Regions from separate parts of the Mus musculus genome. Here regions 1 and 3 are each linked to region 2. Evidence: chromatin loops called from intact Hi-C (ENCODE). Cell type or tissue: heart. All regions are shown on one strand. Region 1 has its middle 12 kb from the start of Gcm1. Region 2 has its middle 40 kb from the start of Klhl31. Region 3 has its middle 6.8 kb from the start of 5730403I07Rik.

Evidence for each region. Hi-C counts contacts between places; a loop is a spot of excess contacts. Peaks named below come from ENCODE experiments on the same cell type or tissue, not always from the same donor. Only the 100,000 strongest peaks of a DNase experiment are listed, where the experiment ranks them.
Region 1: a loop joins it to region 2, with 3 times the contacts of the local background. A loop is called at or near these places in 15 of 42 quality-filtered maps.
Region 3: it touches region 2 in a loop (2.6-fold over the local background); 11 of 42 quality-filtered maps call a loop at or near these places.

The regions. Positions count from the first base shown.
Region 1 is chr9:78,036,093-78,044,092 of GRCm38, reverse strand. No RefSeq gene overlaps it. Among named protein-coding and RNA genes, the nearest start is that of Gcm1, 12 kb to the left of the region's middle. In heart, a CTCF peak has its summit at 4,801 (motif pointing right); a DNase peak (open chromatin) is centred at 4,852; H3K27ac peaks cover 406 bases.
Region 2 is chr9:77,592,365-77,600,364 of GRCm38, reverse strand. No RefSeq gene overlaps it. Among named protein-coding and RNA genes, the nearest start is that of Klhl31, 40 kb to the left of the region's middle. In heart, no CTCF peak of the experiment used is centred here; a DNase peak (open chromatin) is centred at 3,784; H3K27ac peaks cover 374 bases.
Region 3 is chr9:77,402,227-77,410,226 of GRCm38, reverse strand. No RefSeq gene overlaps it. Among named protein-coding and RNA genes, the nearest start is that of 5730403I07Rik, 6.8 kb to the right of the region's middle. In heart, a CTCF peak has its summit at 3,135 (motif pointing left); no DNase peak of the experiment used is centred here.

The DNA.
Region 1 (8,000 bases), 440 kb before region 2:
GCTTAGAATTTCCTATGTAGACCAGGCTAGACTCAAACTCAGGACATAGATCTCCTCTGCCCCCCAAGAGCTAAAATTAAAGGTGTGAACATGACTATGTTCACCCAAAGTGAACATTTTTTTAAAAAAAAATTGTAATCTAAATTAACACTGCAACTCAACTACATTTGACAAAAATTCTCATGAGGTGTGTGAGGGAGACACAACCATATCCTTTCACTTTATTTCCTGTTTTCGTACCCCCTCCTCCCAATCCCACCCTTACACATCCTTTCTCCCATGACCCACTACCCTTCTCCTCAAAGAACGGGAGGCCCCACTTGGGTACCCCAACCCTGGAACATTCAGTCGCAGTAGGTCTAAGGGCATCATCCTCTCGCACTGAGGCTCAACCAGGCAGTCCAGGTAGGGATAGGGGATCCAGCGGTAGGCAACTGAGTCAGAGACAGCCCTGCTCCAATTGTTAGGGGACCCACATGAAGACCAAGCTGCACATCAGCTACAATGTGGGGGGCGGGGGGAGCCTAGGTCCATCCCGAAGAGTAATATTTTTGAACATCTTCACAAATGACTTCAATAACTGACCCATCAGAAGGCGATCTGATGTCTCACATGGGTCTTTGCTTCCAGCATGCTACGATTTTCATGTCTCATAGTCTCTGGAGGCTCCCCTGCCCTCACAAGACTTGCAGTGAAAAAAAGGTAAACAACATCTTGTTGTATCATGAAAACAGCTCCGATCTTAAAACATCTCCTCCTACAAGGGCAAAAGAACCGTTCGCTAAAGAAAACCGGGGCAGCGTCGCCACTTTGTGCTATAGAAACGTCCGTCGTACCACTCACAGGCAAGTCCCCACTTGAACCCTCACAAAAACCCTTGGAGGTCGGCACGTTTCTGACAGAAGGACCGGAGCCCCTAAGGGGCCAGCCTGAAAGATCACACACTCAGATGCCTGTTTAGACCATGCAGATAACCGCACAGCCGCCGCAGAACCTTTCATCATGTGCCTTTATCCAGGTAAACAGCTGCCTAGAACGCTCAAAGGAGTTTCTAGCCAGTGATTACGATAGCTAACCTTCTGCCTCTAGAATGTGGTAGAAAGATGGAGACCCAGAGAAATCCATGGAACGACGCATGATGTAAAGCGCAGCCCTCGGAGGCAGGGCACATCCCACTTACTGACAAAAGCTTTTCATTCTAGGGCTTGGGGCGCCAGGATGGCCTCATCTGCAGCAAATGGATGAGACGATGGATGCTATTTGAACTACCTGAGGCACGAAGTGAGCCCAATGATTGCCCAAGATGTTGGCTAGTGGGATGCTTTCATCTAACAAACCCCCTGGCATCCAAAAGGCCAGGCACGTGACTGAACCCAGAAGGCTCTTCTCCTGACTCTGTTTTGTTTTTATGTTGGGGACGCCGCGGACCGGGACCTGGAGCCTGTTAGGACAAGGCTCTTTCCAGCTGCATCCTCACCTGGACTTTCCTTTTAAGAACACGAGCCTAGTTTTTATTGAAAGCTATTGTAGCCATCTGTCTTCTAACCGCTTCGGTTTTGTCAGAACACATGGATCCAGGGAAATCCACAAGGGTATTGACCACTTACTGACATAAAACCTATATGGAAAACTCTGTGAAAGCAAGAACTTTCTGAGCAAACTGCTTGTTTACTTATTTACTTATTTACTTCATGTGTGTGTATTTTAGTTTTTTTGGGTTGTTTTGTTGTTGTTGGTTTTGTTTTGAGAGAGAGAGAGGTCTCCTGTAGCTGGAGTTGACCTCAAACTCTTCTCCTGATTTTTCTTCTGCTACTGTTTCTCAAGTGCTGGGATCTCAGGTCTGCACTACAGCTGGCTTAGTTACCCCCTACCCCTTTCTCATACACACACACAGTGGGAAAATACATACAATATAGCAGATATGGTGGCAAGAGGGTTGTCAAGAGTTTCAGGCCAGTCTAGGTTACAGAGTGAGACCTTGTCTCAAAAATAAAATAAAATAAAAGTGTTGGGTTTTTTTGTTTGTTTGTTTTTTGTTTTTTGTTTTTTTTTATGTAGGGGCTTCTGACATGCTTCACAGTCAAAAGTGCTTGCAGCTAAAGCATGAGGACCAGAGTTCTGATCCCGGCACCCACATAACAAGCTGGGCATCTTGCATATGTCTGTAACTCCAACTTGGAGGGATCTGATGCTCTCTTTCTGGCCTCCATGTGTGAAGGAGCATATAACTGCTCTCTGTCTCTGTCTGTCTGTCTGTCCACACAGACACAGAGGATTTTGAAAATCTTTTAGAAATATATACCTATTCACAAAATATCTCCTTAGAGCCACCTTAAATGTACTGCTCAGCATCAATCAGCATTGTCACTGATGTATGACTGTCACCACCACTATCCCACCCCCAGACCCTTGTAAAGCTACAGCATCCCACAGCTCCATCAACCACCGTTTTGGTTCCTGATTCACAGATTTGACTCTTCTGGGTGTTTGGTGTAATAGAATTGAACAACACGTGTCCCTCTGTGGCTTGTTGATATCCCTGGTCATAATGCTGTCCAGTCTCACCCATAGTGTAGGACTTCCTGTCTTAGAGGATGTCCACTGTACACACAGGCCTCATCTGGCTGATCCACCGGTCCATTGATGGAGATAGGAGTTGTCTCCCCTGCATCCTTCATATGCAGATTTGCTCTTCAAGGGGAGGTGGTGCCAAGAGTGGACCCAGGGAGTTTCCATATTAAACATTTGTTTGACCACCAAGCTACATTCCCAGATACATGACCAACCCTTGAATACTGCTGTCTTTGCAAGCTAGTATACGACCTACAAAGCAGAGGGGGCAGTACACAGGGGTCAAAGAAATGATGAGCTGAGTGCTGTCAAATGTGAGAAAATTCCTGTTGCAGAAGAGGGGCACATTTTTGTCTTTGTGCTCTTTTCTTTCCAGAGGTGTTACTAAACTGTTCGTTTCATAATATCAGGGACGTCACTCCTTTTAACGTCACATTCCATTTAATACCAGTCCAGCCCACCCCACCCTACATTGCAAGGCAAGCCCGCTTCTCAGGGCAGAGTAGGCTGCATGAGATTCTGTACGAGAGAGAGAGAGAGAGAGAGAGAGAGAGAGAGAGAGAGAGAGAGAGAGAGAGAGAGAGAGAGATGGGGGTGGCATTTAGAATAATGTACAATTCAAAAATGTTTTATCTGATCCACAACAGTCTTAAAAGAAAGAAAATGCAAATATTTATTTACTTATATACTTTGGGGACTGAAATCAGGCCCTTTGGCTACCACTAAGCTAAATCCCCAGCCTCCTGTGCAGTTGCACAGACACAGCTGTGTAGGACCTCAGGCAATGTGGGACATCAGGCCTTTGACGGCCTCTCCATCTCTGTCCCCGACATCTCGGGAGCTGTGATTAAGCAGCGAAGTCACCTCACTACAATGATGCTGGGTCCTCTAGAAGAGCAGCCATTACTTGGAACTCTGCCCCATCTTTCCAGTTCCCACCAGCCAGATGTTTTAAATCGCTTCCTTTTTCCTCTCTTTTCTATTTCTCCCTGCCCCCGTCTTTCAACACTGAATCTCACATAGCCCATACTGCCACTGAACCCCCTATGTAGTCAAAGCTAGCCTTGCCTTGAACTCCTGACTTTGCTGCTCTTCTAGAGGACCCAGGTTTTGTCCCCAGCCCCCACATAGCAGCTCACATCTTTCCGTAATTCCAGTCCTAGGAGATCTAATGCTCACTTCTGGCCTCCTCAGGCACCACACACACACACACACACACACACACACACACACACACACACAGAGAGAGAGAGAGAGAGAGAGAGAGAGAGAGAGAGAGAGAGAGAGAATACATATACATGCATGTAGACAAAACACTCATACAGATAAAATAATAAACACATTTAAGAACCTGTGGATGGTCTGTCTGTGCAGACTCGCTTCCCTACCCCAAACACTGCTAGGCAACCTCAGAGGCGTTAAAAGCAGTGCTAGGTGTGGCAGGAGGGTGCGGAGGAGACCTGGATAGAAGAAATTCGAGTGCAGAAAGACAAAGCAGACATCCAAGAAACAACTTGGCTAAGGAGATTGTTACAGCCTGGACCGAAGCAGACATGGAAGGAAGGGAAGCCTGCTGGCTCAGACTTGGTGGTGGGCATACTGAATGCCAGGAAGGTCAGCTTTGGATGAGACAAAGACACCATGGAAGGCTAAGCGACTGGGTTTTACTCCTGTGTTTGCGGATCAAGTAAAGATCCCGTCCCCAGCCCACGTTTTCTCTTTGGGAAATAAACAAGCTTTAGATGTGAAAATGTTTGGAATTTGAGGCCATAGGAAAGACTGGGATGGAAACACACTGAAATTAACGAATTAACTGTGTCTAGTTAATGAGACTTGGGGACCTCAGCCATTTCTATCATCCTATCCTTGGGATGGCTGTGTCTGTGTCTTGGTACTTCCAGCTTTCTGAATATACTGTGGCCCTAGAAAGAAGCAAGGGTGGCCAAGCGATTATTTGACAAATGTTTTTATTTCCTTGGCTCTTGAGGGTTTTTGATACTGAGCTGTCTGCTATAGTGATACCTTCTCTTGAGAGGGTCACCCCCAGCAGGGAAGGAGAGTGGAAGGTGTGAAAAGGGAGAGTTACTGGAGAGAAGGGTGGGGGGGGATGGGACAGGGACAGAGAAAGGAAGACTTGGCCTGATCCGGGTTTCTACTAGTTGCGACCCAGGGTCTTAAAAACCCAGTCATGGGTATGAGAAGTCGTCGTCTGCTGCTGCAGTCACTGACCACACGGTGGCGCCCGCGTTTTGTGTGGTGCCTAATCTGCAATTCCTCCTGTGGCCATCGGGGACGTGGAAGAGCAGGCTGGGTTTTCTCTGGTGCAGCAGTTCCTTAGCAACTCTGCCTACAAATAGTTCCTCTGGAATGAGAAAAGGCAGGAAGCAAGTGTTTGAGCCAAGCATTAGCATTAAGATCTCTCTCTCTCTCTCTCTCTCTCTCTCTCTCTCTCTCTCTCTCTCTCTCTCTCTCTCTCTCTCCTCTCTCGGGGAGTAGGGGTGGAGCCTGTCACAGAGCATGATGAAGACAGAGGATAACTTGTCCGCGTTAGTTCTCCCCTACTATATAGCAAGGATGGAGTCCAGGTTTGACTGCAAGGGTCTTCAAACGGTGCTGAGCCATCTCAGTGGGTCAAGACAGCCTCACTCACTGAACCCAGAGCTAACCAGCTAGCTAGGCTGGGGGGCAGCGAACTGTAGGACTCGCCGTGTCCACTCAACTCTACCGGAGCTGCATCTCCAAGGAGATGAACTCAGGTCCTCATGCTTGCACAGAGGACAGGTTACCAGTTGATATTAGCCTCAGGACATGCACCACAGCCTTGGGCCATCGCCTTAAAACCATGTCCACAAGGACCAGCCCAGCTTCCTAGCCCAGTCATTCTGATACTACTAGTTAAATAACACACATCTCCAATACATCTCCAAACCATCACCCTGTGGGCAGTCTTAACGTCCTACCTCATTGAATAAAAGAAGCCACCAGGCAATACACTTCCTCCAATACACTGTCACATCACACCTACATGGCCAGCCTTCCTGTCCCTTGTAGTACGTAAACAGTCATGGATCCAGAGGGCACTCCTTTGTAAGCCTTGGATTTAAAAAAAAAATCCCCTCATCACCATGGGAACATAACTCCTCTAATTTCTATCTTTTCCCCATGTGGATGGTCTCATCTCTGCTGGGTTATCCCCACTAGTACACAAACCTACCTACAATTTCTCCTTCTTTCTTCTTCTTCTTCTTCTTCTTCTTCTTCTTCTTCTTCTTCTTCTTCTTCTTCTTCTTCTTCTTCTTCTTCTTCTTCTCCTTCTCCCTCTCCCTCTCCCTCTCCCTCTCTTTCTCTTTCTCCTCCTCCTCTTCCTCCTCTTCCTCCTCCTCCTCCTTCTTCTATTATTATTATTAGTGGGCCCCAACTTTTCTGTTGGTTCCATCCCTTTCTTCCTCTTTTGCCATTCCTGGGAATTTTCATATTCTCTGCTGATGGCAAAGTTTTTGTCATTCTCTTGGTTTCATCCCTACAGTTGAGTTTTTGCTCAGACCATTTCAAAGAGCCTGCTTGGGATTGCCACATCCATGAAGCCTGCTGTCAGCATGGTCCAGCATTGTCCTGGCCTTACGTATAGAGGGCTCAGACTTCCCTTGTGGACTCCCAGGGACCATCATCTGCCTCCTCCTCCTCTGATTGGCTCTATGATTCCCCCTTTCTCCCCATTTATGAACGCCACTAAAGACTCAGTCCTCGCACTTCTTTCTGAATGTAAGCCCCGTCCTCTGATGAGTTCCTTTGTCTCTTGAATACCAGTTGGTGCCACAATTCCCAGATTCATTTCTTGAGCTCAAACTTCTTTCTTCTTCTCCGAACTTTGTGACTTGACATGTCACCACTCACATCTCCACGTCCTTGCTTAGCTGATGCTAGAACCGACACCTCCTAACCCACTGCTTTGCCCACCGTCATGCTGCAGTCAGGGGCAGCCTGGTCACACCTAATCCCAGGAGAAATCTTGTCAGCTCCACCTGCAGAACAGCCCCTGCACCTGTGCACCTGGAGGACTTCACCCGGATCCTACAATCCAGCATCCAGCGTGATCTTACAAAAGCCAGAGCAGTCGTGTTTGCTCAGGACGCACTCTATCCTACACTTCCACCAGAAAAGAAGCCTAATTTCTCAGAAAACCATTCAAGATCGTTTCAGGGTCATCCAATAAAAAGATAACGTGACCTCCCCTCCCCTCCCCTGTTGCCATATCTTACATTTCTTAGAAGCTGTGATTACAAAGTCAGAAGAAATAGGTGAAATCTGGCTTTAGTGATGGAGGAAGAGGTCTCCAGAACCACTGTGCTAGGAACTAACCATCAAGTTACCCCGTGAAGAGAAACCAGAGACCACGGTGGATCATTGATACATAGACACTTACACATGGAGATCAAGTAACACGTGGGTTTCAAAAGAAAAGAGAAGTAAGTGAAGTGAGTTTTAGTAGTATGACTTTAAGGTCTTAAAGTTTTTGTTTTTATTTATTTATTTGTTTGTTTATTTATTTATTGTACATGGACTAGCATGGCCTCTCTTCACTGGGTGGTCTGGAATACTCAATTCAAGAGTGCACTTAGTCCAACATAGTGACACCTGTGTCCTTTGCACACTGATGGGAACATGGGCCCCACATGTTCAACTTGTATTTCTGGATCAGGTAGTGTGACAGTTTGAGTAGATGCATCAGGGGTGAGAACTCTGGCATGACTTTCCTGGGTGACTCCGGTCCAGCTGCTGGTGACCCATCTTACCTTCAGATGGCCGACGAGGGAAAAGGCAAGAATATGCTTTAACCCCATACCTCACAAACATTCTTGTCGCCACATGAAACCCATACAAATAAAAACGCATTCTCTGTTTGCATTTATTTAGCCTTTTCAAATGCCGTCAGTCTGGACCAGCCACACTTCCAGGTAGTTGGAGTCACATCTGGCTAGAGGTCTCCACGTTGTGTGGCGGGTCTGGAACCCACAGTCTTCTGTCCATCTCTCAGGCTGCACCTCCCACTGCCCCCAACCTTGCTCACTGCTCTAACCTCGGGCTTCAGCTGAGGAATAACACAGCCTGGTCCCTTGCTCTGCATGGCCCTCTCATGGATGCCCACACAACTAGTAGTCACCTTCCCCTCTCTCCTGCCTGTTCACGTGACTGACTACCATTTAGATGGCAGCCATGGCATTTCCCACCTGACCCTGAAGGTTCTCTCTGTCATTCACCTCCTCCCCTCCCTCCACTCTTATCCCCTCTGCTGATCTGATCTTCTGTCGCTCATCCTCTGCTCTGGTAGTGAGATGGTCCTAAAACCTACAACACTCTCCGGTACACAGCAGACCCCGTTCCCCTCCCCGCTCCCCCCTGAACACTTCAAGAGCGAATGGATTCATGAG
Region 2 (8,000 bases):
AGGCTTTCCTGGAACTGACAGAGACGGAGTGTCCTACAGCCGTACTGCAAATGCTATCTGTGAGCTCCATCACCCTTAGGGTCTTGGGTTAATTCTCCTGAAAACCATTTCCTATGTCTGCCTTTCTCACAGAGCTACCATCGTGAATCAATGTTCCTTGAGACCTAGGAAGCAAGTCCCTGAGCCAGAGGGGACCATGTCTGGTCTCTATGTTATAAATCACTGTTTCAACAACCCCAGTGCGCACTGTCTTTATCTCTGTGGAAGACTGCTGTCTTAGTCACAGCTGATGCATGACTCAAAGAAAATGTTACCTTTTACTTCAATGTCTGTTTTTGTCCTGGGAAAATCCCAAGCCATTCTTCTTTGCTGGATACTTTTCTTGACACCCGTAGCTTCTGAAAGCTAGAACTGTCCAAATTGTGAGCCATCTGACTCTGTTCCCTTACTGGAACCAGGTCAGGTGCCTGAGAGGTTGGTACCACCAGCCCCGGGAGCTGTCAGGGGTACATCTCATCTCTTCCTCCACTCCTGCCTGTAGGGCTCTTATTTACTTAGCTGTCGAGCCAGAATAGAATCAGACACCATTCTATCTCAGACCCTTCTTTGAGCGGAAGTACCCAAGGCACACAATGCTGGTCAGCAAAGATGGCCTAGGTGCAGCTAGGAAGGTAGTAACTGGAAGCAGAGCCTGCAGTGGCACATTAGAGGACAGCCAAGCCAGGACAGAAGAGGGGCTGGGTTCACCTTCACGGCTAGCACCAGCAGCAAGACCCATAGTCATCACCACCACTATGACTTCCTCCAGAGAGGCACTGGAAGATCCCGAGAGGAAAATGAAGGGGGGTAGTGAAGCACTTTCTCGGGAGGCAGCAGGGGGATACTTTATAAAGCCCTAAAGGTTACCCAAGACAAACATTTCTGCAACATTGTATTCAGTTTTATTTTCAAATAATTTTCCTTGCAACAACAGCTGTCATCTACAAACTACCCCAGGTGCAGAAGGTACAGGCAAACGTTACACAGGTGGAAGGCAGATTATTATTATTTAAAAAAAAACAATTTAACAAATGTTAGGATCAACTGTAGTTGCCTGTATCCTTGTTTGGAGTTTTTGTGTCTCCTGTGAAATCTCAAAATGGAGAGTCCCATCAGCTTCTGTCAGACACATCCTGGAGATTATCTGGAGAGTTCTCAGGCACCAACCACTCTGGGGGAAAAGCCCAGAATTGCTTTCTTAGATGCACCTCCCCCTCCACGTGATCAGAAATGTAGTTAGGATGAAGAACTGCTGTGTTAGCTTCGAGGTCCCAGCATATTGGTAGATTAGGAAGATGGAGAAGCCAGCCATGTTTCAGTAAAGGTGCTGTGCTGCCTAGCCTTATAGCAATTTTGAAGGAACTCTAGCTAGCTGGAGCATGACACATATGGTTCTGGCAAACCTTGCCCTTCTCCCTCATTCCCTCTGCCTTGCTAAAAACTGTTAGATTACATTCCTAAAGCTAGCCCCCAAGGTCTATTTCCTTATTTGTCCATTTCCTCTTTCTGAGGCCGACTGTCATGGTCCAGTTATCAAAGGATTGAAGTCATCCAGCAATCCAAAGCCCTCTTTGCCCTCCTGGCAAAGGCAATCAAACACCATGTTAGTTGTGGTGTTCTTATATCAGCCAAGGCCAAAGCAGTTCTACGGTTATCCTAGCTTGATGCCTAGCTTGATGGCTAAAGCTGTTTTATGCCTAGAACTCATATGAATCAAATCAAATTCAGGCAGCACAGCCGGGGAGGAAGAAGACAGAGGTCTGTGGACTGCTGTGCCACCCACAGATCAGCACTAGGCAGGCCTTAGACTTGCCACTACATGTTATAGTTGCTTGTATTCTCATGCTAATTAGGTTTCCCCCAAACCTGTTTGTGGTGTGTCCCACATGTAAAACTGAGGGACCCCCCACCTCCAGTTGGGTTTGATTGGTAAATAAAGCTGCTCTGGGCAGAGAGACAGAGGCTAGATTTATTATTATTATTATTATTATTATTATTATTTTGGTTGTTTTCAAAACAGGGTTTCTCCGTATAGTCCTGGATGTCCTGGAACTCACTCTGTAGACCAGGCTGGCCTGGAACTCAGAAATCCATCTGCCTCTGCCTCCCAAGTGCTGGGATTAAAGGCGTGCGCCACCACTGCCTGGCTAAAGTTTTTTTGGTTTTTGTTTTGGTTTTTTGGTGTTTTTGAGGCTGGACTTTTAGGATTCCCCAGGCAAGGGACCTAGGAGGAAGAAGGAGGCATCTTCCAGTCCAGGAGAAGGAGAACCAAGACACCACACCAGAGAGAAAGAGCAGCATGGCGGACTGTAGGAGCTGGGGTAACGCAGCCCGAGAGGGCTGCATATCTGGGTCTAGGATAGCCAAGATAGAATATAGGTTTTAGTAAAGTAATAACTTGGGAATATTGGATAGAGGTAGTTTAGCCACGTGGAGGTTAGGAAGTAGCCCAGCCATTGAGCTATTTAAGGCATATACAAATATAAAGGCTGTGTAAATGTGTCTTTCATGCAGAAACCCAGAACACTGGGGCAGGAACTCAGCCGAAGTTGCTGGTAGGATAGATTTGAGTAGCATTAACTGGGTATTGCTGGGTACTGCTACACCATGTAGCACGGATGGAAGATGTCACCCCAGGCCCCGGGCTCTGCCAGCTACGTGGCCAGCCTGCAGTGGGAGTCTCCACAGTGAATGGGAATGTAGTGGTCAGATGGGAGAGAAAGAGAAGTGGAGCAGCTTGAACGTTATAAAGAGAGATAGACATCGAGACTCCAGGGTAGCCTGTTGAAAGTGGCCAGCCCTGGCACCCGGGGCAACAGTGAGGTCCCACCTCAAGCTGCCACTGAGGGCCGTGTCTGAGTCTGGGGTTCAATACCAACAAGTCCATGTTGATGTCCCATGTGACCACTAGTGAACATGAGGACGTCCCTGGTCGAGGCAGCTGCTGGGGACCATGTGGATGTCCAGGGACGTGCAGAACTAGCTCTGTGCAGTCGTTGGAAAGTGAGGGGTAGAAAGAAATGCCTTAAGAAACAAAGTGTCAAAGGCACACACGTTTGCATACTCTTTATGCTGTTCACCCAGCCCTGGGCTCCCAACAGCAGTGAGTGACTCCCAGAGGGTAAGAGCTTTGTTATGTTCAAAATGTTAGAGCAGCTGTACAAATGCCCACTACGGAAAAACTCCTTCTGGTCAAGAGAACAGAATCTTTGGCCTGGTGGAGACCTAACATTCTAGTTGGGCCAGGCAGTTACCCTGGGACAAGAGACCACCCCCAGGGAAGTAAGCTCACCTTAAGCCACGTTAAAGAGATAGGCTTGCTATTGTTCCTTTAACAGGATACTGTAATTTTCTTTTCTATGATCCCCACCCCCCAGTACAGTCCCTAGGAGCCACCATGAGCTTTGGAGGGAGAGGTACAACTTAGACAATTTCTTCCTCCCTCCTTCCCTCCCTCCCTCCTCCTCCTCTTCCTCCTCCTCTTCCCCCCCCCCCCACCTATCCTATGCATTTCCTGATACGTTGGGCGTCCATTCTCTTTCTCTAATGCTACCTACCTCTCACATCCTACCTTGTAGCTGCTTTTTCATCATGTGTCTGATTTCCATGCCAGCTTACATTGAAATCCATGCTTGAGTTCTTTTACTAATAAGACTAAGATTCCCGAGGGGGAATCCTAACCCCTGTAATCCCATGGTCAGTTCAGACTTAACCTGCTTCTTCTCGCCATAACTTACAGCGCCCCTAGTGGGGAAAATGTCCTAGGAAATTGAAGCAGCCTGCCCTGCCCCCTAGTGGCGATAGCCTAGAAGAACATCTGTAAAGACTAGCTGGGAATTATCGCGAGTTTCTCAACCTACCCTGTCATTTTACCTTTAGTTTGGTATATATATTCACACACGCACACACACATGAGAAGCTGTGTGTTTGAGAAAAGGCTTGTTGCCATTCTAATGGGGTTAAATTTTCTAATAATGTTCCACATTCTACTTGACATGAGTTCTTTTCCTGTCCTAGATTTCCCACCCCTGGTGCTAGCACACCTGGGCAAAATGGGGCTCTGTAGTTTCCAACACTGTAGTCTCTCGGAGCAAATGCTCAAATAAAATTCTATAGTAATGATCTAACAGCAAAGTAGCCTGCTATGGTCCCCGAGTTTAATCAGGCTTACTTATAGAAAGTTCTTTTAGCGTCTGCGTTTCACTGATACTGATTGGAATGGTGGTGACATTTGCATCTTATACAATTATTTCGTGATTGGCTCCTCCATACTGCCGACACACTGGAATGCTGTTGCCAGGAAAGACTGTCAAACTCAAAGATTACCCATCCCGGCAGCTTTTTGGAATTTACCTCCTGTCACCTGTAATCTGCTGATAAGACAAAGAGACATTCTGATGTCTTTTTTTTTTTTTAATTTTAGTTTTATTTTAAATTTATTTTTTACACTCCATATTCCATTCCCCGGCCCCCATCCACCCACCCACCCACCCTCCGACTGATGTCTTTTTAAATATATGGGGGGGGGGCAGGGGACTGGAAAGCAAAGAGCACCGCATCCACAGAGAGGTAGAGTGGTCCTATTGCCTGGTAACAGTGCTGTTCTTTGGTGACGACATTTTTCTTTGTGTTTGTTTTGCAAGTTGCAACTGTCTTCAAACTGCAGTCACATTTTGAGACCCAATAATATGGTTGGCAGCGTAATTTGTAGTTACAGGGTCTTTTACAAAATGATGATATTTAAGATTATCACGCAATTAGGGCAAAGGAAAATAGTGCTCATTCTCCGAGCTGAGGATGGGCTGCGAGTCTGGGTTCTAATTAACCCAGCAGTTGATTCACTGTTGTTTCTGTAGCTTGGGAAAGTGATCATGACAGTCTATATTCCCAAGCTGGCCTGATAAAATGTATGCCTGTTTACTGGATTCTGTTTGCCTCGCACACAGCTGGGAGAGAACATGTTTTTCTCCCCCAATAAATGTGTACAGCACCGCCCCTGGAATTATGCAAGTTTCCGCAGATAAAAGCAACCAGCCAGGCATTTTGAACAAGCACAGAACAAGTACAAATAGCAGTGAGGCTTAAGAGAGAAAGCGCTATTTCCAGTGCTAGGTAACAATAGACGCATTAAGAGCCCTGGCGAGCTAGAAGCAGGATAGGCGGGACGAGAGACCTCTTGCTCCACATTGTGCCTTCTGTTTGTGGAGTTAAGGCTTTAACTCCAATGCTAATATGGAAAAGAAGTCTGCTTGGGAACTGCAGGTTTCTGCCTTGTTCCAGGCAACCAGAGATTAAAAAGAGTTGTGAATTCCCTTCCTGGTATAGCTGTGGAGCTGCAGAGCCCTATGAAAAGAACCAAAAGGGGTTTGTTAACTGAGAGAGGCAGAGATAGAGAGACAGAGAAAGACAGAGAGTGACAGAGAGACTGAGACAGAGGGACAGAGACAGGGACAAAGAGAGACAGACAGGGAAAGGGAGAGAGACAGAGACAGTCAGAAAGTGGGGAGAGTGAGAGGCAGGGAGAGAGGGAAAGAGGAGGGGGGAGAATGCATAGCATTTGAAACCTCAAAACCCACCCTCCGTGATATACTTCCTCCAGCAAGTTCATAGCTCTTAAACCTACTCCAGTGTCACAAACTGGGGACCAAGTATTCAGAAGCTTGAAACTATGGAGACATCTTATTAAGCCACCACAGTCTGGTAATTGCTATTTAGTGCTTCATGTAGGGTTGGGTTCTCTTGGGCTCTTCTTGTCCATGATGAAATACAGATGAATGGATAGTGTTACACAGACACACACACACACAGACACACACACACACAGACACACACACACACACCATGCACCATGGATAAACAGATTTGATCTTACTTATACCATTTAGCACTTTTTAACTTTCTGAATCTGTTAAGTCAAGCTTTTAAAAAACTTGTAAAGCAAGTCGGGTGTGGTGGCATACGCCTTTAATCCCAGCACTCGGGAGGCAGAGGCAGGCAGATTTCTGAGTTCGAGGCCAGCCTGGTCTACAAAGTGAGTTCCAGGATAGCCAGGGCTTAGTCATATTATATTCAAATATCGACATCCCCTTATATTATCTGTCTGGGGCATCTCTCAGGCATCCTTTCCATCTTGGTCCCTGAATAATCTTTTAGTTAGCTAATACTCACTTTGTTCTTCCTTATATACCTGTTGAGTGTCCACAAATGCGTATTTCATTTATCAGCATTGTATTGGGCTATTTTCTGCAGTTCTGTTTTTCCTAATTTTTATTGTTTTATGTGCTTAGTCATTTTAGACTATTCAGTAGATACCTGACTGACCTGAAATTCCCAGACATTCATACATTCTGCCATGCTAGTGTGTGTGTGTGTGTGTGTGTGTGTGTGTGTGTGTGTGTGTGTGTGTGTGTGTTTTGAATGTTGCAGAGACTTGGATTATAGACCAGTGTCTAAGCCTCTGCCTGTGAGGCTCCTGTGAGCCCTGGATTAGGTTTGTGCTCCTTTAGAAAAGATTAACATTTGCTTCTGCCAAACAGCCCAAGGGTAAGAGTTCATTAATCCATTAATATGTCAGTTATTCAGACTAAGAGTTTTGAGTTCTGGGAGATAAACCGACATCCATGCCCAGGAAAGTCGTGATTGTGGATTATGGTGGAAGATGTTTTCCTCCAGTGGAAGCCAAAATGAGCTAAGCCAAGTGCCTGCTTCATCCCTCTCAGTAGATGATTCTTCAAGTATCTCTTGACCACAGAAAACAGCGTTATTCAAGAGTCCCCTGCAGGAATATTTCTTATAGCACTTGCATATTAAACTTAAAGGAGTGTTTGGCATAACTTATTCACCATTTCTAGTCATTCTATAATGTGAAACATATTCTATATTGTTAGAAATGGATGTTCTATGTGTGGCTTTAAGACAAAAATCTTAAAATAATTTTTTTTACCTAGGTTAGAGAATTTGGTTACGTGGTACAGTGATCATATTAGCTAATTAACAAACTAAAGAGAATTTGTCCTGGCTAACGTACTACTAACTCACAGATCTTGGTGGAAAGGGACCAATGCCACTAAGCGATGAGATCATCAAGCAGAAAATGGTACAAACTGAAGACACCTTGGAGATTCATTCATTCATTCATTCATTCATTCATTCATTTGTCAAGTATCCGATATATGCTTATAGCATGGACAGTGCTGGGATTCAGTTCCTTGTCATAGATCTCAATTTGAGCAGCAGACAAGGAACTGCGAATATTTAAATAACAAAGACGCAGAACCTGACAAAAGTGCAGAGAAATGTAACTTTGTGGGCAGGAGGGCCAGAGCGGGGAAACAGGGGAGGGAGAATCTTCTTTATGAGGACATAAGAATCAAAAGGTGTCCTAAACAACTAGAAAGAGCCCGTCAAGAAAAGCCACTTGAGGTGGGGAGGAGGGGCTCCCAGGTAGGAAAGAGGCAGTCCGGAGAAGAGCAGGCTGGAGGTTCACTCAGGGAGACTGTCTGCAGTGTAAGCTGGGAGAGTGGCAGAGAACCTGAATTATAGGCCGGAGCAGGCAGAGGGTCTGAAAAGCCAGAAACTGACATTGCCTGAGTTGGCCCCACATGGGGCTTGAATCATCTCTTCCTCATTCTCTAATCTGCAACTCCCCACAGCCAGTAATCCTCTTGCCAACTGCCTTATTCAGCCCTGCGTTCAAGCAAGCTGCTGTCTACCACATCAAATACCTCCAAGGCCCACGCAAGCCACAGGAATGCCTAGAACACCTGCTTCTGGGGTATTTTGGACCTCTTTCTCCAAATCCCCAGCCTCTGCAATTAGTGAGTCTATCTCGGAGTTCTTGCATCTGTTGTTTTTATGTAACTCTGTCTGCACTCACTCAAATAACCACTAATCATGTTTGAGTATAATAATGTGCTCTTAAAGTTTTAGAAAATACACAGTCCCTGATATATGATAGACAA
Region 3 (8,000 bases), 190 kb after region 2:
CTATTATCTGTGTTGTTTTGGATCTTGTTCTTTCACACATAGGACATGTTGAAGATTTATCATGCAGATTTGTGTAGCTGGCCTTCCTCTTCCCCACCGTGTGAATGTATGAATATGGTTCTGTTCATCATACTCTTGATTGACATCAAGTTGCCTCACTTTTCAAACAGTATGAATCCTGCTGTTGGGGTCGTCCTTCTGTAGAGTGTCAGCAAGTGTTTCTCTTTACACTTCATCTCTGGACTAAGGGTATGATGTAGCAGGAGACTTGTGAATGCCTGATTCATGAGGGACACCAAATTTATCCTTTCAAAGTAATTATTTCAATTTATAATCATGCTTATAGTATGTAATAGTCCCTATGACTTATATCTTTGACTGCTATTGTTATATCCAACTTTACATTTTGTATTAATATATAATATAATATGCATATATGTAAATGTTTCATAGTACATGCATAACAATCTTCTGACTTTATTATTGTCTCTGTTAAAAATTATAGTCACTCTACCCCCCTTCAGTTCCTATATGTATCTTTTGGATACTTCATAGAACTTGTCTATCCTTATTGTATCATGGGTATTGCTATGTATAGTACTTGGTGTATTGAAAATGTTGTCTCTTGGTGTGTGCATTGTGGTCTACCAGGCTTTGATAAATGAAGCATAAGGGAGATTTTAGAAAATGCAACACAGTTGATGTATTCCTCGTGGCTTGCATTAAGAGATCTCCCCTACGTTGAAGTCACAGGCAGAAACTCCTAGATTCCCTTCCAAATTACCCACGGTACTTCACTCTCTCAGTACATGGAGAGACAGAGAGAGAGAGAGAGAGAGAGAGAGAGAGAGAGAGAGAGAGAGAGAGAGAGAGAGAGAGAGAGAGAGAGACTGGCTATATGTGTGTAATACCTCCAAAACTTGAGGACTTAGACACTTTCTCCTGAATAGACCGACCACATCAGTGCCAAGAGTCAGGACAAGAGGCGCAGCACCCACCCAGCAGGACCAGGTTTCATTAGTGGACTTGTGGGAGCATGCCAGCATACTAACCAAGCACTTGCAGGGTCATAGGGGTTCTCGGGTGTCCTCGGTGTCCTGCAACTTGCCATGTAGACCAGGGTAGCCTTGAACTTACAGTAATCATCTTACATCTGTCTCCCAGGCAATGCAATTTTCAGGCCTACGTCGCCATGCTCAGCTTTCTAGGGGCAGCATGCGACACAGGCTCAGAAGTTATTAAATGTATACCATCGCTTCCAGGAGAAGACAAGGGGAATGTCTCACTGCAGGTTCCATGGCACGAAGCACGCTTCTGCCCAGACATCTGTGATTCAGTAATTATCCTCAGAGGCCAGATGTAGTTCATCAATTAGGCATCTTTTCAGAAAGTACTGTTGTCCCTTAACAGCACTCACACAATGCTACAAAAGCCAATGCTACAAATTGGAAGGCAAAGTGTTTTGTTAAGCCTCTCTATTTTCTCACATTATGTGGGAGTGTGTGTGTGTGTGTGTGTGTGCATGTGTTTACAAGGAGTAGGGATTCACATTTTACAGGTTTCAGTTTACATGTAAACTTGGCACTTGATCTCACGCTGACTCCCTACTACCCATGTTGTTCACACAGTAGGCTATCACAAGCTTTGGTACTTAGCCGAATGCCTGGCTGTTTGGGTGGGGGTAGGTCCTGTCCATCTTCAAGAGCTGCTTTGATCTGCTAACTTGTCTAGGCTGCAGACACAGTTGTGCAAACCTTAATCTAGGTGCTGCCACGAAAGAACTTTGCATATGTAAGGAGAGTCCCGATGGGCTGGCCATAAGTAAGAGGATTATCATGGATGGCATGGGTGAGCCTGGTCAGAGCTGCTGGAAGGCATCAAAGGCAGGACAGGTTTTCCCAGGCGTTTTGACACTGTAGATGGCAGCTTTGGTCTGTTTCCACACAGTCTTCTTGAGCTCCTGACTTTCAGTCCTGACAGCTACGTGAGCCAGTGGTGCTGATGGTTTGGCTCTGTGTCCTGCTGCCTGCCTGTCACATCATATAAACATAGATGTATATATACATGCAAAAATTCTTTAGTCCTGCTTTGGTCTAACTTTGGCCAACAGACTGTTTTCTCTTTCATATAAATTACGAAGCCTGCTTTACTGTACAAAAAGCTTCCTGCATGTAACTATTTTGTTCCTGTGTAGATCTTTGTATCATTGGTGAACAATAAAGGTTTTTCTTTCTAGTCTTAATGCTGTATTCTTTTCTTTTACCTTGCCTTGCCAGGTATTTTAATATAATTGATCAAAAATCTTGGAGAGAGAGAGAGAGAGAGAATGGTGTGTATGTGGTGTGTGTGATATATATGTAATGTGTGTGTGGTATGTGTGTGTGTGTTGTGTGGTATGTGTAGTATGTATGTATGTGCATATGTGTATATGTATTTGGGGGAAAGCACCTTTGGCTCCAGACTTTAAAATGAATTCTTTCATTTTCACCGTAAGCAAGGCAAGGATTAACTTCATCATATCATTGGGTTTCTTTCTGTGAAGGTTACTGAATTTTCGTGGCGTTTCTTCTGCATCTGTTGAGATGACCCTGCCAGAATCTATGATTACTGGAACATCACATTACCACCAGCATGTCCAACTTTACTTGTGACACTGGACCTTCTGCGCTCCTCTGAACAAATTCAGTCCAACCACATTGTCATTTCTGTCCTTCTCTTCATTCATGTCACTGATAACTCATCGAGGGCTCTTGTTCTCATGTTCGTACGTGGCGGGAAATTAGCTTGCTTATAGTATTCATGTCTAGTCTGGGCATTCCAGCCATAGCCAGCTCATAAAACGAATGGGGGCGTACTTCCTGGTTTCTTTTTTGAAGTGGCATAGGTGTGGAATTATCTCGCCCTTAAGTACACAGGAGAGCTTGCTTCTAAGCTATCTGGATCTCGCCTTTCTTTATGGGAAGACTGTAAATACTGATTTAGTTTATAGGCAGAGTGTACATCATTAGATATTCCTAGCGTGGGAGTTTGTAAGGAGGGTGACCCGACCCAGCTGGCCACCATTGCCTTGCTGGTCTCTGCCCTCTAGTAACATCAAGTGAAATACGCAGAGGCTACAGCGACCCCCAGTGGCCTCTGAAAGGCATCTCTTAAAGGGACTGACAATCAGGGTGCTCCATCCTAGCCCGGGGAAGCAAAGGCACAATTCCTCTTACCTCATAACTATAGAAAGCCTGCCATCTCCTCACTGCGGTGAAGGCTTTGGTTAGAGAAAGAGACAAGTAGGAGCTGCAGAGGAATGCTTGGTAGATGGATGGACTAAGGAATATGAGGACACAGAGATTATGATGGTCCTGGGACTCACTGCTGTGTCTCATTCTGGCACTCAGCTTCTAGATGAGGGAGCATCCCAGGAAAGGGGCACTTGCATGGTTGTGGTACATGCCTGAGCAGGGGGGTGGGGCTCAGTACTTCAATGCCAATTACACCTTCTTTGTACCAACTCTGTCCACTCTGTATAATTGTAGACCGACAGATATTTCTTTCAATATTCGTAAAGTGTCTTGTCAAGTCTGGGTTACATTATCCTGTAAGAACTTAATTCTTAGTGGAGCTGTAAATTGTTGGAGATGTTGCCTTTTCTTTATCACACTGGGGTTTTGTTTGTTTGTTTATTTGTTTTCGAGATAGGGTTTTTCTGTGTAGCCCTGGCTGTCTGGAACTTACTCTGTAGAACAGGCTGGCCTCAAACTCAGAAATCCGCCTGCCTCTGCCTCCCGAGTACTGGGATTAAAGGCGTGCACCACTACCACCCGGCTCTATCACAGTTTTTAAGACTCTTTTTTCCTACTTGGGTATTTTGACTATCATATACCTGCCAGTTCAACTGATCCTTCCTGCTGTGGCTTTGCGATCTGAGGATTGCAGTCGATCGCCAGCCTGAGACCTTTCTCTGGAATGCCCCCTCAGTGCTGACTCTCCCCAGTCTCTCAGCGTTTCTCTTCTGGGTTGTTCTCTGTGTCCTCTTACCTTTTTCTCACATTTATTCATGAATTCTATTTTCTGCAGTGTCATTTGAAAGATATTTTGGGGCCTTAAATTCTACCTCACCAATTCTCTCCTCAGGCATACCTAACCCACCACTAGCCTACACAAAGCGTCATCCCTAGAAGCAACTTCTGTTCCCTTTGCTGAAGTGCGTATGAACTTTGAAAGCCTTCTACTTATTCCTTTGAAATGCTAAAATGTTTGGTTTGCATTTTATCGGGATCCCAGTTGTCTCAGTGTTTGTGGGTCTCCCGAGACTTCTCACTATTGGTCTTTGTTTCTGCCATGCAGCCTGGGCTAACCTGGAGCTCCTGGTGGTCCACCTGGCTTCAGGCTCCAAATGCGGGGACTGCAGGCTCCCGCTGTTCTGCCCGATTCACTTTACTGATTTTAACTCAAGATGCTTATTTCTTCTGGCATGCTGAGCTTTTACTGTGCAGTATTTTTTTTTTTTAAACAATTTTGTCTGTGAGACATCATTGAGATTCTGAACTTGAAATGCTTGGCTTAGTGAGTACCTTAGCTTCCATGCTGCGGCTTGATGTGAATTAGAGACTGAAACCCATTTTCTTGTGAGCTGATTTTTAACAGCTTTGAAGGACAGACTGTCGCATCCCTCCCTGTTCACTGGAGGAAAGACAACGGCTAAATAGACTATCAGTCCCGTTTTCCCTGGGGTCGGGTGCATCACTCACAGTGCACGTTTCTCTTGGGGGTCAGCACTGGGTGTGGTCTCACTCTTGTGCCAGTCTAACTTCTTGCCAGACATTCTGAAGACACTGGTGATTAGCCAGCACATTTTGGGAAGAAGAACTCTCTTGGATTTTAGGAGCCCCAAACGATGTGATTGGCAGTAGGCTAAGATGACCTTGCTTTGAGGGAAGACCTATCCAGATGTTTAGTAACAGTCTTTCAAGTTCCACCAACATTTAAAAGCTGTCAAGGAAATAACGGATGAAAGAAAGAAAGAAAGAGAGAAAGAAAGAGGAAGGGAGGGAGGGAGGGAGGGTGGAGGGGAGAGAGAGAGGAAGAGAGGAAGGAAGAAAGAGAGAGAGAGAAAGAAAGAAAGAAAGAAAGAGAGAGAGAGAGAGAGAGAGAGAGAGAGAGAGAGAGAGAGAGAGAGAGAGAGAGAGAGAGGGAGGGAGGGAGGGAGGGAGGGAGGGAGGGAGGGAGGGAAGGAGGAAGAAAGAAAGATTCAAAGATTGAAAGAAGGAAAGAAAGAAGGCTCAAACTTTCAGAAGTCTGGATCCAGGAGCTTTGTAAGACAGTCACAGAAAGCATTGGTTCCTTTAGCCAGTGTTTGCTTTATGTGACAAGCACTGTTCTAGCACAGAAAACAGTGATAATGTGCAATAGAAAAAGCCTGCCGTCTGTGGACCAGCATTTTCTGCATCGGTAAAGTCAGTGCTGGGCAGCCTCCACTCCGAGCAAACCTACATAGAGTTTTATCAGAAGCACTTTCTCCACCAACTGTTTTATTTTGCCAAGACCAACCTTACAGCCCACATATGGTGACTTCTGTGATGAAATTGAGGCCATTGCTAAACAGCCAATACTTCCTGATTGTTGCTCATTCCCATCAATGTGAAACTGTATAAAAATACACAAGTGGAAAAGTCTACTTCTCTGAAATACAAAAGATTCCTTTGCCATACCTGGACCGACACACTGCATACACTGTTCTTATCTTTGTGGGCTCACTAAGCCATGGCCAACCTCCCAACAATGATAGGAACTCACACAACCTCCCAACAATGATTGATAGGAACTCACACAACCTCCCAACAATGATTGATAGGAACTCACACAGATTTGTTAAAAACAGGAAAAGTACTTTGATCCTGGAGTGCCCCAACTTAGAGGCCTTGTATCCACCAAATATTCTTTAAAGATAAAATGCCTTTTAAAAAGCCATCAACATCGTATTCTTATGAAAGCTCATTTTTGTTTAATACACTGGATTCGCCCTGTGTGCCGTTGTCCTGTGTGGTAGTTTGAATGAGATAATCCCCCATATGTTTTGCATATTTGGATACCTGGTTCCTCATTCTTGGTTGTTCACAGAGATTCGGGGATGTGGTCTTGCTGAAGGAATCATGCCACTTGGGGGGTGGGTTTTGAGGTGTTGAAAGACTCCTACCATTCTCAATGTACTTCAGGGTGCGCTCTGCCCCCCTGCTTGCCGTTCAAGGTCTGAGCTCTCAGCTGTTTCTAAAGCCTTTGCCTCACTTCATGGCCTCCAGCCTTCTGGAGCTATAATCCCAGTTAAATACTTTCTTTTATAAGTTGCTGTGGTCAGGGTGTTGTATAACAACAGCAATAGAAACATAACTAAGATATCCTGTTTACTGTAGTCATTTACTAAAATTACTCTCACAGAATCTCAGGTGGCACCTTGTCTCCCCGGGGAAGAGGGAAGTCTTTCCATAGCAACTGCCACAGGGGAGGGCCTCTCATTTCTCTGTCTTGTGTCTGGTTTTGCTGCTACATCCTAAAACCTGTATTCTTAGTCTGGATATTTTTTCTCATTATTTCTTGTTAGCACCGTTTTGTTAGAATGTGACTTCCATATTTATTGATATTGCTTAATTAAGATGATTCTACCATGTATGTACTACAAGACAAACACTCTTCCATGTTCCTCCTCTTCTATCTACCCATCCATGCAGAGACATCATGTTCCTCCATACAGTCTGTCTCGCCTGGTCACAACTGAGGTAGGCTGTCAGCTACTTGACCATCAGTGGGACTAGAACACGTGACAGAAGCAGTCTAAGAGAGGGAGGATTTGTTGGCTTTCTGGTTCCAGAGGCATCAGTCCCCTCATGGTGGAGGGTGTGACAGAGTAGGGTAGCTGACATCTTGCCAGCTGGGAAGCAAAAGGAGAATTGTGAGAAGCCAGGCAAAATACAGCACTAAGGACTTAGGCCCCACTGGCCTACTTTCTCTGACAAGACTCCACCCCCTACCTTTCATCACTATCCAATAATGCCATCATTCCATGAGCCTACCAAGGAATTAATCCTCTTTTTATATCATAGCCCTCAAGGCCTAACTGTCTCCTGAAGTGTCATCACGGACATCCCTCCAGTGTGCCTCACTGATGTCTTGACAAATCCAATTACATTGATTATCAGGATTAACCATTACATATAGTAATCAGTGGTGGAACTAAAGGGTTATGAATCTGTTGACCCAAATCTTTTTGAATGACTGACATCTTACCAGAAGGTATTGGCCATTGCTGTCTTCCTTTTGGAGAGCTGAGAGGCAGAGTCTGACTCACATCTGCTTCAGAAACCTTCCTGCTGTAATTCATGTGGATCCCCCTTAGCGAATCATATTTCCCAAGTCACAGTGCAATGCTGTAGTGGTTTGAAAAAGCTTGGCGCAGGGGGTGGCACTATTAGGAGGCATGGGTTTGTTGGAGTAGGTGTGGCCTTGTTGGAGGAAGAGTGTCACTGTGGAGGTGTGCAATGAGACCCTCCTCCTAACCACATGGTGGCTAGTCTTCTATCGGTCTTCAGATGGAGATATAGAACTCTCAGTTCCTCCCACACCATGCCTGCCTAGCTGCTGCCATGCTCCCACCTTGATTGGACTGAACCTCTGAACCCATAAGCCAGTCCCAACTAAATGTTGCCCTTTATAAAGAGTTTCCTTGGACATGATGCCTCTTCACAGCAGTAAAACCCTAACTAAGACAAATGCTAAGTTGTAGGATTGGTTTAAATTGGGAAATACCTAAATATGGAACTGTTTGAGGAATCCCTAGTTATTGTTCATCTTTTTTTTTTTTTTGGGTAGTGTATTAGTCAGGGTTCTCTAGAGTCACAGAACTTATGGATAGTCTCTAGATAGTAAAGGAATTTATTGATGACTTACAGTCGGCAGCCCAATTCCCAACAATTGTTCAGTCGCAGCTGTGAATGGAAGTCCAAGGATCTAGCAGT